Regions from separate parts of the Homo sapiens genome. Here regions 1 and 2 are each linked to region 3. The links are chromatin contacts, found by Hi-C or POLR2A ChIA-PET in ENCODE. All regions are on one chromosome and are shown on one strand. Each heading gives the region's core, a stretch centred on a gene start or an enhancer-like site at or near the end of the contact. The rest is flanking DNA. Distances are from core to core; before and after follow the strand shown.

Region 1 (4,228 bases), core at 465-2,964, 160 kb after region 3:
GATGCTAGATAGATATGTGGATATAGACGATATAAAATATCTATAAAACATATGCCTATATTTTTATAGACATATAAATATATCCCCAGGGTCCCTTCCAGCTCAGACTTACAATGGTTCCCTCCTTGGTTCTCGCCTGGTGTGTCCTTCACAAACAGAAGACAAAAGGCTCTCTCTCCCTCCCTCCCTAACTGAGTCCCCGGGAGGTGGCTGGCTTCATTGCTCCCCACCTGAATCAGTTCAGACCACCTATTTCAGATCTGTCGGCTCTTATAAATGTAGCCACACACCCGCAAAGTGAGACAAAATGGCAATGTGATTAGTGTGTGTGTGAGTGTGAATGCTCATGTGTCCCTGTCTCATTGCTTTTGTAAAGATTAATACATCAGAGCAAGCACTTACGAAGGGAAGAATAAAAAACAACAACCAGATCCAATTCTCCAGACATTCAATAACCGAATGTCACCCACATGGTAAGCAATAAAATAAAAATATATGCTTAGCAGAGGCAATATAAATATGATGTATATTTTGAAGTTGGATAACAGAACAGTGGCATAAAAATAATACCCAGTGGCAAATTCAGGAAAGAGACCTTTTAAAAACACAGAATGTCTTTGGGCTGCCATTCCTAAAATATCGCAGCGTCTCAAGCAGTAAAGGAGGGCTTGGTTTAAATCTGACAGGAGCACCTCATGTAATGAGGGCATGGAAATTCTTGCCAGCATCCCAGTGTCAAGGCAACATCTACTTCTCCTCCACCCCCCACTACTCCACTCCTGAGAGCTGCCCCCTCTACAATCTACTGGCTCCATCCTCTCTGCCTGTCTCAATAACCCCTTACTTTTCTTTCTTTCTTTCTTTCTTTTTGAGACAGAGTCTCGCTCTGTCACCCTGGCTGGAGTGCAATGGCACGATCTCGGCTCACTGCAACCTCCGCCTCTTGGATTCAAGCAATTCTCCTCCTTTAGCCTCCTGAGTAGCTGGGATTACACGTGCGTGCCACCACGCCCAGCTAATTTTTGTATTTTTAGTAAAGACAGGGTTTCTCCATGTGGGTCAGGCTGCTCTCAAACTCCTGACCTCAGGTGATCCACTGCCTCAGCCTTCCAAAGTGCTGGGATTACAGGCATGAGCCACCGTGCCCAGTCTCAACAATCTCTTACTTTTTAAAACTCCTTCACAGGCATTATTCCATTCAACCTTTACAACCTGCCTCTGAGGTTAAGAGGACAGGTATCATTATTGCCATTTTATAGATGAGGAAATAGAGGCCACATAAGTGGTCTGAAACCTAGAACTGAAACGCCACCTACCTGCCCCTCCACCCCAGAAAGAAAAAATGTCTTCCTTGTCTTAGAAACTGTCATTTTGCACTCACACGTGCATACACACACAAACACACACACACACACACACACACACAAATCATTAAAAAGATTTCTGCACAAAACCAACTCCTCCCTCTGTGGCCCAGCACAAATCTTGATTCCCAGCTACTATTTGTTTAGGGAATACAAAGCAATTTTTTGTACCAACCAAACAAAATGTAATTAGAAAGTAAATCTGGAAGTGTATTGTAAACATCAAAATATATCAACGGTAGATGCTATGCACTTCTTAAAACACACACCTTTTGCAAGTCTTAGTTCCTGAGATTCTGACCAGAAAACGGCAGTCCGAAAATGTGTGTACTTTGCCTAAGGCCTTGAAATGAGAACTCCAGGACTGAAATGCACATTGCTGCTGCAGAGGAAAGAACCACCTGTTATGTGTTTCTAAGCAAATCACTTGACCTCTCTGAGTTTTCATTTCCCCATGATAGAAAGAGTAGAAGGAGAAGATCTCTAAGTTGCTTTCTAGCCCTGAAATGCTCTAATTTTATCTCTAGAAAAAAAGACAAATGTTGCTCAGGGAAAGCCCTGTGTTGCTCACAGAGGGGTCAGTAAAATATCTCTGATGGAACCCTAACCTCTAATACATTCCTGTGGGGAAAAAGTCTATTTTAGAAACAAGAAGACAGGGCACTGGTCCTGTATCAGCCACTAATCACTATGTAACCTTGAGCGTCTCCTCTGCTAAATGAGAAATTTGGACTTGATGAATATGAGAAATAAATGTCACCTCAAGTGCCACTCTGTGACCAGTATAGATAGTGGCTACCTGGGAGCGAGATGTTGAGAAAAAAAATATGAATCTGCCTCCAACTCAAGCAGGAAGAGTGTTGGGATCGATGACTGATGCCTGCCACCTGTGGAGGGCTCCAGGCAGTGCATGTGGCCTTTGCCATCCCTGGGGTAGATCCTCTCTAAGGTGTCTTTTTACTTGAACTAATCCTTTGCGAGTAGCACACGGAAAACCAGGGGATTCAGAGTCACCGATGGACTGGAAGAAGAACTTGGCTTGTTCAACTGTTTTTATATTATCCATGGCTTGGGTTTGAATAATCTGTCCCCTGATACCACTGTATTTTAGAAATTGCTACCTAAGGCAAATTCTCCACTTTTAAACTCATTTCCTGAGTCGGTCTTTTTAAGGCCCACATTAAATATTGATCTGCCCTGGAGAGATCTAATTTATTTAGTAGAGACATGTTTGACTCCGCCAGAACTGTCAAACTCAAAAATGGGGCCATACCCCTCCCAAAGCAATAACCATTGACGATAGTGACAGACAAGCCAAGGGCACCAGAACCAGCGGCGTTCCACTGTCAGAGTCTCAGGGACAGGGCCTGCCTTCTGCTTTCACACAGGTAGCCCTCTTGCCCAAGACTATTGGAAGCTCTCTGAAAACCTTTCCCAAGAGGCTGGTTTTCTGAAAGTCAAGGTGTCCACTCTGTGCTGGCCAGGCTCGCCATCTGCCGCCCCAAGGCCTGTTGGCCCATGGTGGGGAACCCCAGAAACCTCTTCTGCTTGCTCCCAGCGAGCTCTGTTTCTGGGGCTATCGTGACCAAGCTCCAACCTTCAGACTCTGCAACCCCTCCCTCAAGTCCTGATTCTGGCCCAGGAACAGGGACCCTGGTTCTAAACCTCAGCCCCAGTGAGCTTTGGCTTGATTGACAACGCGCTGGCTGTCTCCTGTTTGCACTTAATAGACTCCAAAGAGAAAGAGAGAGAGAGAGAGGAGAGAAGGAGATTTTATCTGCTCCAGCCTGGGGAGAAGGACTCTCATGCCCCACACAGCCAGCTCAGCACACAGAGTGGATTGGAAGATTTGAGGTTCTGATCCAGCTTTGCCTTTGGATCTGGCCTCCTTCACCTCTTGCACACAGAATCACCTGCTTCCATCACCCTACACTCTGGGTTGATCCAGCTTAATTTCACTCCATGATCTAGGCTTCCAAGCACAAATGCCGAAATTCCCTTCTGGGTCTCTGGCAACATCTGTTTGAGGTCTAGCAAACAAGAATCCCCAAGGCCAGGAACAAAGCCTATCTTCTTGGGTTAGGGAACTGAATTATAATTACAAGTCTTAGCAAATTATCCTACCCTACCTGCATTCCCTCTGTTAATTCACCTAAGTATCCTGTGAGGCCCGTAGTGTCTTTATCCCCATGAGGGATATGGGGAAATTGAGGCTCCAAGTTTGTAGCCGCTGACCACATATGGCCAACTAAAATGAAATAAAACTTAAAATTTAGTTTCTAAATCCCACTAGCTACATTTCAAATGCTCAATAGCCACATATGCCTGGTGGCGACTAAATTGACAGTGCAGAATTACAGAACATTTTCGTCATTGCAGAAAGTCCTATCACACAACACTGTGAGGGGTAGAGTAACATCCCTGTGCCATGCAGAAACCGAGTAGCAGAGTTGGTACTTCAGCTAGGCCAGTTTGTCTATCCACTACCCTTTTCTGCTATTGAAAGGAATCCGAAAGGAAAGGGTTGAGATGGGCAAGAGGTCAACAAAGAAATCTCACTCTTAGAGTGAAGGTTTTTGAGGGACACATCTGAAAAGTTTAAGACCTTTTGACCACCTCCTGGTCACGTGACAGCTGTCACCAGCACCAGGGGCTACCTGGCTACCTGGTCATGATGCTGCTGTTTGCTCCATCAGACATCTCTTCCAGCCCTGGAGGGGCTTGGGGTTTGATCTCCCTGTGGCAGTCAGTTCTATCCCTTATCTCCCTGATGAAGGGGAGTCAAGCACACATTTGGGCACAAAAGAATGTCTTGCACACCCTGCCAAGCTCCTGAGACCTCTTGGAGATAGTGAAGGTCAATC
Region 2 (4,224 bases), core at 726-3,225, 220 kb before region 3:
TCCCTTATTTTTCTCTTCCTTTTCTGCCTCAGACCTTTCTGTTAGGGATGCGTGCCAAAACTCAAGTGGAACTGGTGTCTTTACCCTCAAAACACAGACTCCTGAATTATAATCACATGCTGATTTTCGTGGTTACCACTGATCATGACCACATGATTCTTTTGCTCTGAGGGTTGGGCCAAACCCCCTCCCTTGTTCTGGCAATGCTATTTTGAGAGGCCATGGGGGCAGGCAGGGCCTGGCGGGTTCCAGACTCTGGCTCACCTTTTAATAACTTGCTCTGTGACCCTGGATGTGCCATTTAACCTTTCTGAGACTTAGTTTCTGAGCTGGGTGCATCAACTAAGATATCCATCAAATACTTTGGAAGATGTAAAGTGGCATTTAGATGACATAGGCTATGTTTCCCAGGCTAGGACATGGGCTATGTTTCCCAGGCTAGAGTGCGATGGCACAATCTCAGCTCCCTGCAACCTCTGCCTCCCGGGTTCAAGCAATTCTCCCTGCCCCAGCCTCCCAAGTAACTGGGATTACAGGCACCCACCCCCACGCCCAGCTAATTTTTTCTGTTTTTAGTAGAGTTGGGTTTTCGCCACGTTGGCCAGGCTGGTCCCGAACTCCTGACCTCAGGTGATCTGCCCGCCTCAGCCTCCCAAAGTGCTGGGATTACAGGCTTGAGCCACCGTGCCTGGCCAGTCTTTTTTAATCTTTTGCTTAGGAAAGAGAGTGACGGGGAAAGAAAGGTTTAATTCTGGACCTTACTACCCACACATACCAGATCTCCCCTCTTTGCATAACTTCTTTTTTGGCGGGCATGTTTCTTCATTTTTATCTTCTTGATAACTTTGATGCCCTGGTTGGACTCTTAAGCAGATTATCCTTGGGTGGGGACGTCAGCAGGGAGAACCACCCCAGACTAAGACAAGTTGTGTTTTGTCTGTCAGCCAAAAGCACTCTTAGCAATCCGACATAGACATCATTTTAGATGTACAGAGAAGAAAGAACAACACAGTATTGATAAGATTTCAGCAAGATCCCCCCTCCCCCAAAGACGAAAACACACAAAACTTAATGCATTGCTCTGTAATGCCTTGGTTCCTAGTTTCCTAATTAGGCCTGTGGTTTAGCAGAGTGCACCATCTCAATACACAGATGGTTTTTATGTAAAAAAATTTTTTTCAAATGTTAATTTCCAGTGACTGATGTTTTATGCCTAAATCATTTTCCATTGTTTATATTTGATAAGAACTGTATTTGAACTGCTCCTTTATAAGTTGGAGTCTTTTGTAATGGGATTTAACTTACTGGTTTTACAGGTGTATGAAAATGTTAAGCCGTGTATTGTATTTGAGAGTTTGAAAATTCTTCGTTGCAGCTAATTTAAGAAAAAAAAAATTAAACAGGTGATTAGCAGCTGCTTTCGGTTTTGAATGTCCTCGCTTTGGGGTTTTGTGTTTGCTTATTCGTGTGCAAATTGGTGTGGTTATTTTGGACCGGTTGAGACGCTCCAACATTGCACCTCCCAGGCCAGCTGCCCAGGGCCCATTCAGTAGACCCTTCCCCGCTTCTCGGGGCTGATTTGTTCTCATCTTGTGTGCTCGAGAGCTTGCTCTCTCCTTAATGATTCAGGCCTTCCTGAGAAAACAAAGCAGCTCTGGCCCCGTTTCTCCTTGAGGACAGCCTTGTTCACTGCCACAAAGACCCTGCTTTCTCCCCAAGCAGAGGAACTGCCTCTCGGGGCAGCCAAGAACCACAGACCCAGGCGGCTGCAGCTCCTACTTCTGAACTTCTGGTCTCCCGAGTGACAGCTTCTGCATGGTCTTAAGCTCCAGGACCCCCAAGGCCACCCAGAGTCAGAGTCCACCGCCGGTGGGAAAAACAACATTAGGAAGTGGGTGGTGTGGTGTAGAAGGGGCTGCTTAGAGCTTCTGGCCTTCGGAGCTGGATCCAGCCACTTGAGCTTCATTCGGCAGCACACAGACACCTCCCCTCCCTCCTGCTCTGCCCCAGACCTTGTGCTTTCTTGGCACCGCTGGGTCGTGCCTGCTCAGACCTGGTCAGTGTGCTTGCCAGGGCGAGGAGAGCTTTGCATAGGCCGCTGCTGCTTACTTATTAACGATGACGCTGGTGGGAGCTGCGCCACCAGCTCCCTATCCAGGCCTTTGTGGTTGCATCCTGTTCACATAAAGGTGAAATCATGACCTGCCCGACTTGATTTTTCAGTTGAGGGGCTTTTGTGTATGTGTCGTTCTTGATCCAGTAAGAGGATTGTGCTTTCATTCACAAAGATTTGATCAGTAAATAGGAAGAGAAAATACTCAAGGGAGAAATGCTTAGTGTTCCGATTAATACATTAATCTTTTTTTTTGATGAGCTGAAGGTGCTCTGTTGTTTCTCTTGACTGAGTCTTTGCCCTTACCTTTGACCTTAGTGACTTGATCATCCAGCCAGGATCTCTGTACAGCCCCATCTCCTTTCTGAGGTCTTGTGGTCACACACATGCTTTCCTGCTTCTGTCTTGAATGATACTCAGTGAACCCCACAGCTTTGGGGGCTGCTATTTGAGGCACCACACTTGGCAGGCTTGGCTCCCACGGGGAGTTGCAAAGCTTGCAGTTATAGACCTTGGCAACTATTTGCCCTTAAAGAAAAGCATCAGTGAAAAGTTGAGGGCAGAGGGAAGAAGAGAAAGATCTTCGTGGGTTTTTCTGTGTGTGTGGGGGGGTGTGTGTGTGTGTGTGTGTGTGTTTATGGACAGCATTTGTACCTGTAAAACCAGAATGACTCCTTCAGGCATTTTTTCTCCTGGGTGGTTGCATTCATGGGCTGAAGCTGGCTCTTCTGAAGATTGCAATGATATTTAAGGTTAAGGGCTTGCCAGGTAACACCTTGAATGACTCAAGGCTCTGAGGCCAGGCTGCGTCCATTTGAAGGAAGGAAGCATCTTTTTCTGATTCATGCAAAGGCATCTTATGGACTAATGGTCATCCTAGAAAGTCATCACTAGTACAAGGATCTTTTGGAAAAGTGAGATTGGAGAAGGTTGAGTATGAAAGTGATGTATTAGAAAGGTGAATATGGGATGTGAGATCCTAGTCATTAGCGTTTGGAGGGGGCCTTGGAGGTTTGTTAGATCAAAGCTTTCATTGTGCAAATGAAATGGCCCAGTGAGGTTAAAAGAGGGAAGGTCACACAAATTCCATGAAAACCATAAGTACAAGGTTTGAGGAAAATAATTTTAGGACAAATAAAAGAAGTGCTGATTTTCATTGCACTTCTAACAGTTTTATAGAAGTGTCTGTACCTAAAGTGTTGTACATGTTAAAATGTAAATATGGTCAAGAAGATTGTAGGTGAAATCGAAGATGATATGTTGCTAGGGCCCAGCCCTAGCAACGTATCATCTTTTGAGGAGTGTTCCTCATACTTTGAGATTGGTTTTATAGAGGGCTGTTCCTTATACTTTGCGATTGGTTTTATAGAGGGCAACTCTGTTCACCCACAAAAGTCTCTTGATGCCATTGCTGGCCAGAACTTGGGTGGGAGAATGGGAACTGTTCAGCAGAGCAGGTGAACAGGTGGTCCTGCCATCCCAGTGGCAGGGGCCCCTTCCTTTCTCCCGCCACTCCCGGAGGAATGACCCTGCATCTTATGCACTCTCTCCGATTCCCCAAATCCCCTAGGTCCCACTGCTTGGGTTTGGGGAGTGGGGCACATCTCTGCTGAGAGCCAGCCCATCAAGCTGTCTGGGTCTCATGGTGGCATATCTTTGTTCCAACTCAATATGGGCATTTTAATCTTTATTTATTTTTAAAATTTAATTTTATTGAATTCAGCTTTAATATTATTGAATTCAGCTACAAGGGAGATAGAATAGGGTGATTGATAGTTAAGAGCATGGGTCTTAAAGTCAGAAAGACAAAGGCTCCAAGTCCAGTTACCAACTTCTGTAATTCTGTAATTCTGGGGGGCGGACTTACCTGTCTGAGTCTTAGTTTCTTCAACTATAAAATGGATGTCCCAGTACTGCCTCCCTGCCAAGGTTGTCTGAGTGAGTCCTCAATAAAAGCTGGTAGTGAGATTAATAGCACTTGATGGCAAAGTTTGTACCCAGTCATGGGTAGGGGAATTGCATCTGCCATCCAGTGGCTGAGGTCAAGTGATGACACCCCAAACTATAGGATCCTGGCAGCTACAGCAGGCATTGCTGCTTCCCTTTCGGAA
Region 3 (4,213 bases), core at 1-2,500:
CTGGGTGACAGAGCGAGAATCTGTCTTTAAAAAAAAAAAAAAAAAAATGACTATAATCGATGTCTAATTTTAAAGAAAAAAAAAAAGGAAGGTTGGGCAGGGCGAGATTTTGACATGGTTTATAGGAAGCCTGGGGTTTTTTTAGTTGACTGTTAAGTTTTCTTTGAGGCAACAGGTGATGGAGCTGCTAAGGACGCCACCACAAAGGGAAGTCCAGTCCGGTATTTGGTTGCACTGCTCAGACCCCATGTGGAATATTCCATTCCAGGCATTTATTTTAAGAGGGGCATTGACAAGATAGACCACATCAGAGGAGGTCGTCTGATGGGGACCAGGACAGTATTACGGGAAAAATTCCAGAGGAACCAAGGAGACTCGAATAAGGAGAAATGAGGTGGCTACGTTAGATCTTGAAGGACTACCCCTGGGAGGGGGGCCAGGCTGCTTCCCCAACCATGAGTGGCCGTTTGTGAAGTTACCAAGAGAAAGGCTGATCCTTGGGCTGAAGAATTTAGCAACACCTCAAGATGCCCAACTCAAACAAGCTGTGTTTATGAAGTACCGAGGGGTGATGCCCCTTTCCCCAGAAATATTCAGAGACTAGAATTGATGAGGCAGCAAGATGGGGCCAGGGACCACTTTGCAAACCACTGGTGGGTCCTGCATTATGAAAGTCCAGCCTGGTCCAAACCGTCCCATTTCCAGACCCATAGAGCCCAACTGGTAATATTTCAGGAGGATTCTGTATAAAATTATATCTTTAAGCCCTGGTCTCCAGTAGATATTGGTTTAATTACCAGTTATTTACTGCCATGCTCAGTAGATGATAGACAAGCAAGAGAAAAGGATAAAATGAAAAAAATTAAAAAGAAAATTCCAAACCCTTTGAGGTAGTAGGAAGAGCCCCCTACTTGCTGAAGATGATTAAGAAATAAAGAGAAAGCTTTTCTTGGAGTCATGATGTAAGCCCAAAGGGAAAGTAGGTTCTTATTTATGAAAAAAGGTTATAACTTAAGCTGTTCAGAAGCACAGCAATTACTTGGAGTAAGATGCCTCTTAATTCATTTGGCCTCCTTTGTAGGTGGCTGAGTAAGTGTTTCTGCGTCCTCGGACTCCAGCCCTTCTTTGGTCGCCACTTGCTTTTGTTCACGGCAGGTCACTGGGTACTCCAGAGGCATTGTTGATAATAACATCTCTTTCCTCCCCCACACCACCCGCAAGCAAAGCTTTGGAAAAACAGCCAAGTGTTCAGCAAAGTGAAGGCTTCGCTTTTCTTCCTCCCCGCTCCTCCCCTTGTTGAGAAATCCCATTATCCGGGAGAATGATTGTGAAACTCCAATCTGTCTGCCGCTGAGCTGTGGGCCGTTCTTCTTGCCTCCTCCGCCCCTGCCCTGGTCCCCTTGTCTATCTGCAGGGGGAAGACAAATATCTATATATTAAAGCTTTAAGAATCTATAAATCTGAGTTGATTCTCTGCTGGTGACAGCCCAAGCTCTTTCCCACCACGTTTGACATGATCTAATGGGTTTACAGTTGTTTGAGTGCTTCTCTGAAGCAAATGAAAGTGCTTAGTTAGGGGACGTATGAAATGGCATTGTTTGTTCTGGGCACTACAGCAAAGCTAGGGGATCATCTTTAAATTATCCACCCTTTCTCTTCAGCCACCCCGCAGAACAAGGGGCTCTGCCGCTGAAGGAGCTGCAAAGACAGTTCCTACTGGCCTTGCCTTTCTGCTTGAGAGGTGCCAGGACTGGGGGGGTAGGATGCATCCCCAGCTGTATTCATTTCGCCAGGAAGCTTGGGGCTAATTGGGAACAGAAGAATGCCCAGGGGATGAGGGGAAGGGGACGGGAGAAGGATGGTCTCACCAAGGTAGAGGAGTGACAAATACTTGCTTCTAGCAAAACAGGAGTAAAAACAAGAGAGACTCCTAATGAGAGCTTTGGGGCAGTTTGTGCTTTCCATTCTCAGGGGCCAGCAGTGTGGGTTGGTGTGATTAGTTGCCTTGCTACTTGGCGCAAAACCAATTCCTCTTTTCAATATCAAGTTTCATAAGCGTGGAACAGTAACAAATCATTATAAACCCTCTGGGACTGGTGGGTGTGTGATGATGCGGGGTTGTTTTTCTTTTTCCCCCTCCTCTTTGATAAGCCCATCTTTTCAGCCCAGGTACATTTTTCCCATTGTAAACAGAAAATGGCATGGGAGGGAGTGTGTCTCGGAAACTTGCTGTATTGTTAATCTGTTATTAGGCAAAAGTCTTAACACCAGGCTGGGTGCTCAGATGCCTCATTGTGAGCTGGGGATGGAATTATGCATCATGAATAAAAACCGCTGTCAACATGCATTGGTTTCAAAACATTAGAGCATATGGTATGTGATTATCTGTATTGTCAAGTGCAATAAAGTGAATTTGGATATAATAAAGGATGTAATATTTTAGAAATTTGGTAATAAACTAAGGAAAGGATGACAGCTGAGGTTCCTTAAGGCCCCAGACACAAATAAATTGAAGTTACTGGTCTCTGTGGCCAAGTGGCAGAATGGCCGTAACATGGCTATCTGTGCTCGGTGATTTTCAAGTTGGGGAAAGCTCTGCTGTCGCTCGGTTGCCTTCTCTGGAGGACGCAGGGATGATCTGGCCCCCATGCTGGGTGGTGGGAGAGGCGGTGGCTCCCGTTGGAGACCCAGGTCTTGCCTCCTTGCCTGGCCTCAAGGTGTGCCCTGTGGCCTGCTCTGAGTGGCAGACGCATCTGCCTCCAGTCAAGGGCCGCCTTGTGCCAGCCATCAGGACATCTGAGGACCCCTCTCCCCTAGACAGTCACCTCTCAGTTAATCTCCAGCCCTCTTTGTCCCCATTTGGTCAATGGGAAGATGTTGCTGTAAACGCAAGGACCCTGAGCAGCCGCCCCTTGGAGGCAGCCGTCTTCTGGAACCCACATCCTACAGGGCCAAATTATTAAGTCATGACAGCAAGTCAATATAAGTAATGAGAATGGTCCTCTAGAGAGGCGTGAGTGCTTCAGCATCTGATGGGGGCTAGGAACTGTGCCAGGCTTCGGTGTACTCTCTCCTTAAATCCTCTATAACCCTATAATGCTGCTGTCCCTATTTGAAGGATGAGAAAGCTGAGACACAGCCAATCAGTTGTGGAACAGAGATTACAACCCATGTCTGAACCCAAAGCCCAGGCTCCTTCCACTTACAACCTTTTCTACAAATCCAGAGGCTCTTTCCATTCATAGTCCACAAATAATAACCCACATGTTCAGAAGGCCTCACCACAGGAAACTGGAAACCTTTACATTACTGGGTACCTAGGGCCTTGAAAGAATGTTCCAGAAAAAAAAAAAAAATAGAACCAGGTGACCAGCTGTCTCCTCTCTGTTCCCACTTGGGCCTAGCAGGGGCTGATCTGCCTTCATTATTCCTGGGGTTTTCCCTTAGCACTGATTTTTCTGTCCAGCTCTAGCAGGGTGAACCCATTTATCATCATATCCTAACAGTTTGCCTTGGTTCAGAACTCATCTTCCTCCTCTGGGAAGGGCTCCTGCCCCCACCAAACCAAAGTTTATCGATGAAGGCTGAGGCAGCATCTGTTTGCATCTCCTGACTGACTGCTTTTGTGTTTCTGACCCTGGCTTTACCTTGACCCCTGGCATTTGACTTCAGGGCTTGCCTTGGCCCCCAGCCTACAGGAAACCCCGGGTGAGGCCTGCCCCCCACACCCTCCACTTAGGCCTGGCCCCTTCCTTCCACCCCGGCATTCTGTGGCTCTTCCAGTCCTGGCTTCCAGTGCTGGTCTTGCTAGCTGCCCTGCCAGGTGGACGGCTTCATTAGTAAGCGTGAAAAATTGGGAGTGCCACCATCAGGCCAGGCTAAAGCAATTTGGATGGCTGGGAAAAGAGAAGACATTTAGTCCATTTCATGCCTGGATACCCCTGTAATTCCTGGGACAGGCTGGGAAGAGGCTTCAATAAACCCCTCTGGCCTAGGAATCTTGTGACCAGTTTGCACTGGAGACGACAACTAGGTGAGTTCAAATACACTTCCAAATCGCTCAGCTTTGGTACCTCAGAGGTGGCTCTGCTAAAGCTCTTATCACCGCAGTCAACATTTATTGATAGCTAAAGTATTTTCAAGTCTCAGCTGGTAGCCCACTCATTCCAAGCAATATTGGGTATAAAATCTTTATATAAAAACAACAGACTTG

What was found. Hi-C counts contacts between places; a loop is a spot of excess contacts on that map. ChIA-PET counts read pairs that join two places held with the same protein, here RNA polymerase II (POLR2A). Pooled maps may share reads with other maps.
Region 1: a pooled map shows a loop between it and region 3 (1.9-fold over the local background). The contact joins two enhancer-like sites. A Hi-C loop is called at or near these places in 1 of 50 pooled maps. POLR2A ChIA-PET finds 5 or more read pairs at or near these places in 4 of 52 experiments (HCT116, Panc1, SK-N-SH and 1 more).
Region 2: a loop to region 3 is called in a pooled map, with 2.7 times the contacts of the local background. The contact joins two enhancer-like sites. A Hi-C loop is called at or near these places in 4 of 50 pooled maps. POLR2A ChIA-PET finds 5 or more read pairs at or near these places in 2 of 52 experiments (CD8-positive, alpha-beta memory T cell and activated CD8-positive, alpha-beta memory T cell).

Annotation. Positions count from the first base shown.
Region 1 is chr17:57,733,656-57,737,883 of GRCh38, forward strand. No RefSeq gene overlaps it. Among named protein-coding and RNA genes, the nearest start is that of CCDC182, 9.5 kb to the right of the region's middle. RefSeq lists an enhancer at 2,239-2,308 and a silencer at 2,976-3,154. Within about 2 kb of position 1,715, at least 2 of the 41 ENCODE cell types and tissues checked have a DNase peak (open chromatin) inside an H3K27ac peak, as active enhancers do.
Region 2 is chr17:57,355,481-57,359,704 of GRCh38, forward strand. The region is part of intron 5 of MSI2 (musashi RNA binding protein 2); the gene reads left to right. Among named protein-coding and RNA genes, the nearest start is that of MSI2, 100 kb to the left of the region's middle. Within about 2 kb of position 1,976, at least 23 of the 41 ENCODE cell types and tissues checked have a DNase peak (open chromatin) inside an H3K27ac peak, as active enhancers do.
Region 3 is chr17:57,576,726-57,580,938 of GRCh38, forward strand. All of the region lies in intron 7 of MSI2 (musashi RNA binding protein 2), which reads left to right. Among named protein-coding and RNA genes, the nearest start is that of MSI2-AS1, 30 kb to the right of the region's middle. RefSeq lists enhancers at 2,230-2,730, 2,731-3,231. Within about 2 kb of position 1,251, at least 15 of the 41 ENCODE cell types and tissues checked have a DNase peak (open chromatin) inside an H3K27ac peak, as active enhancers do.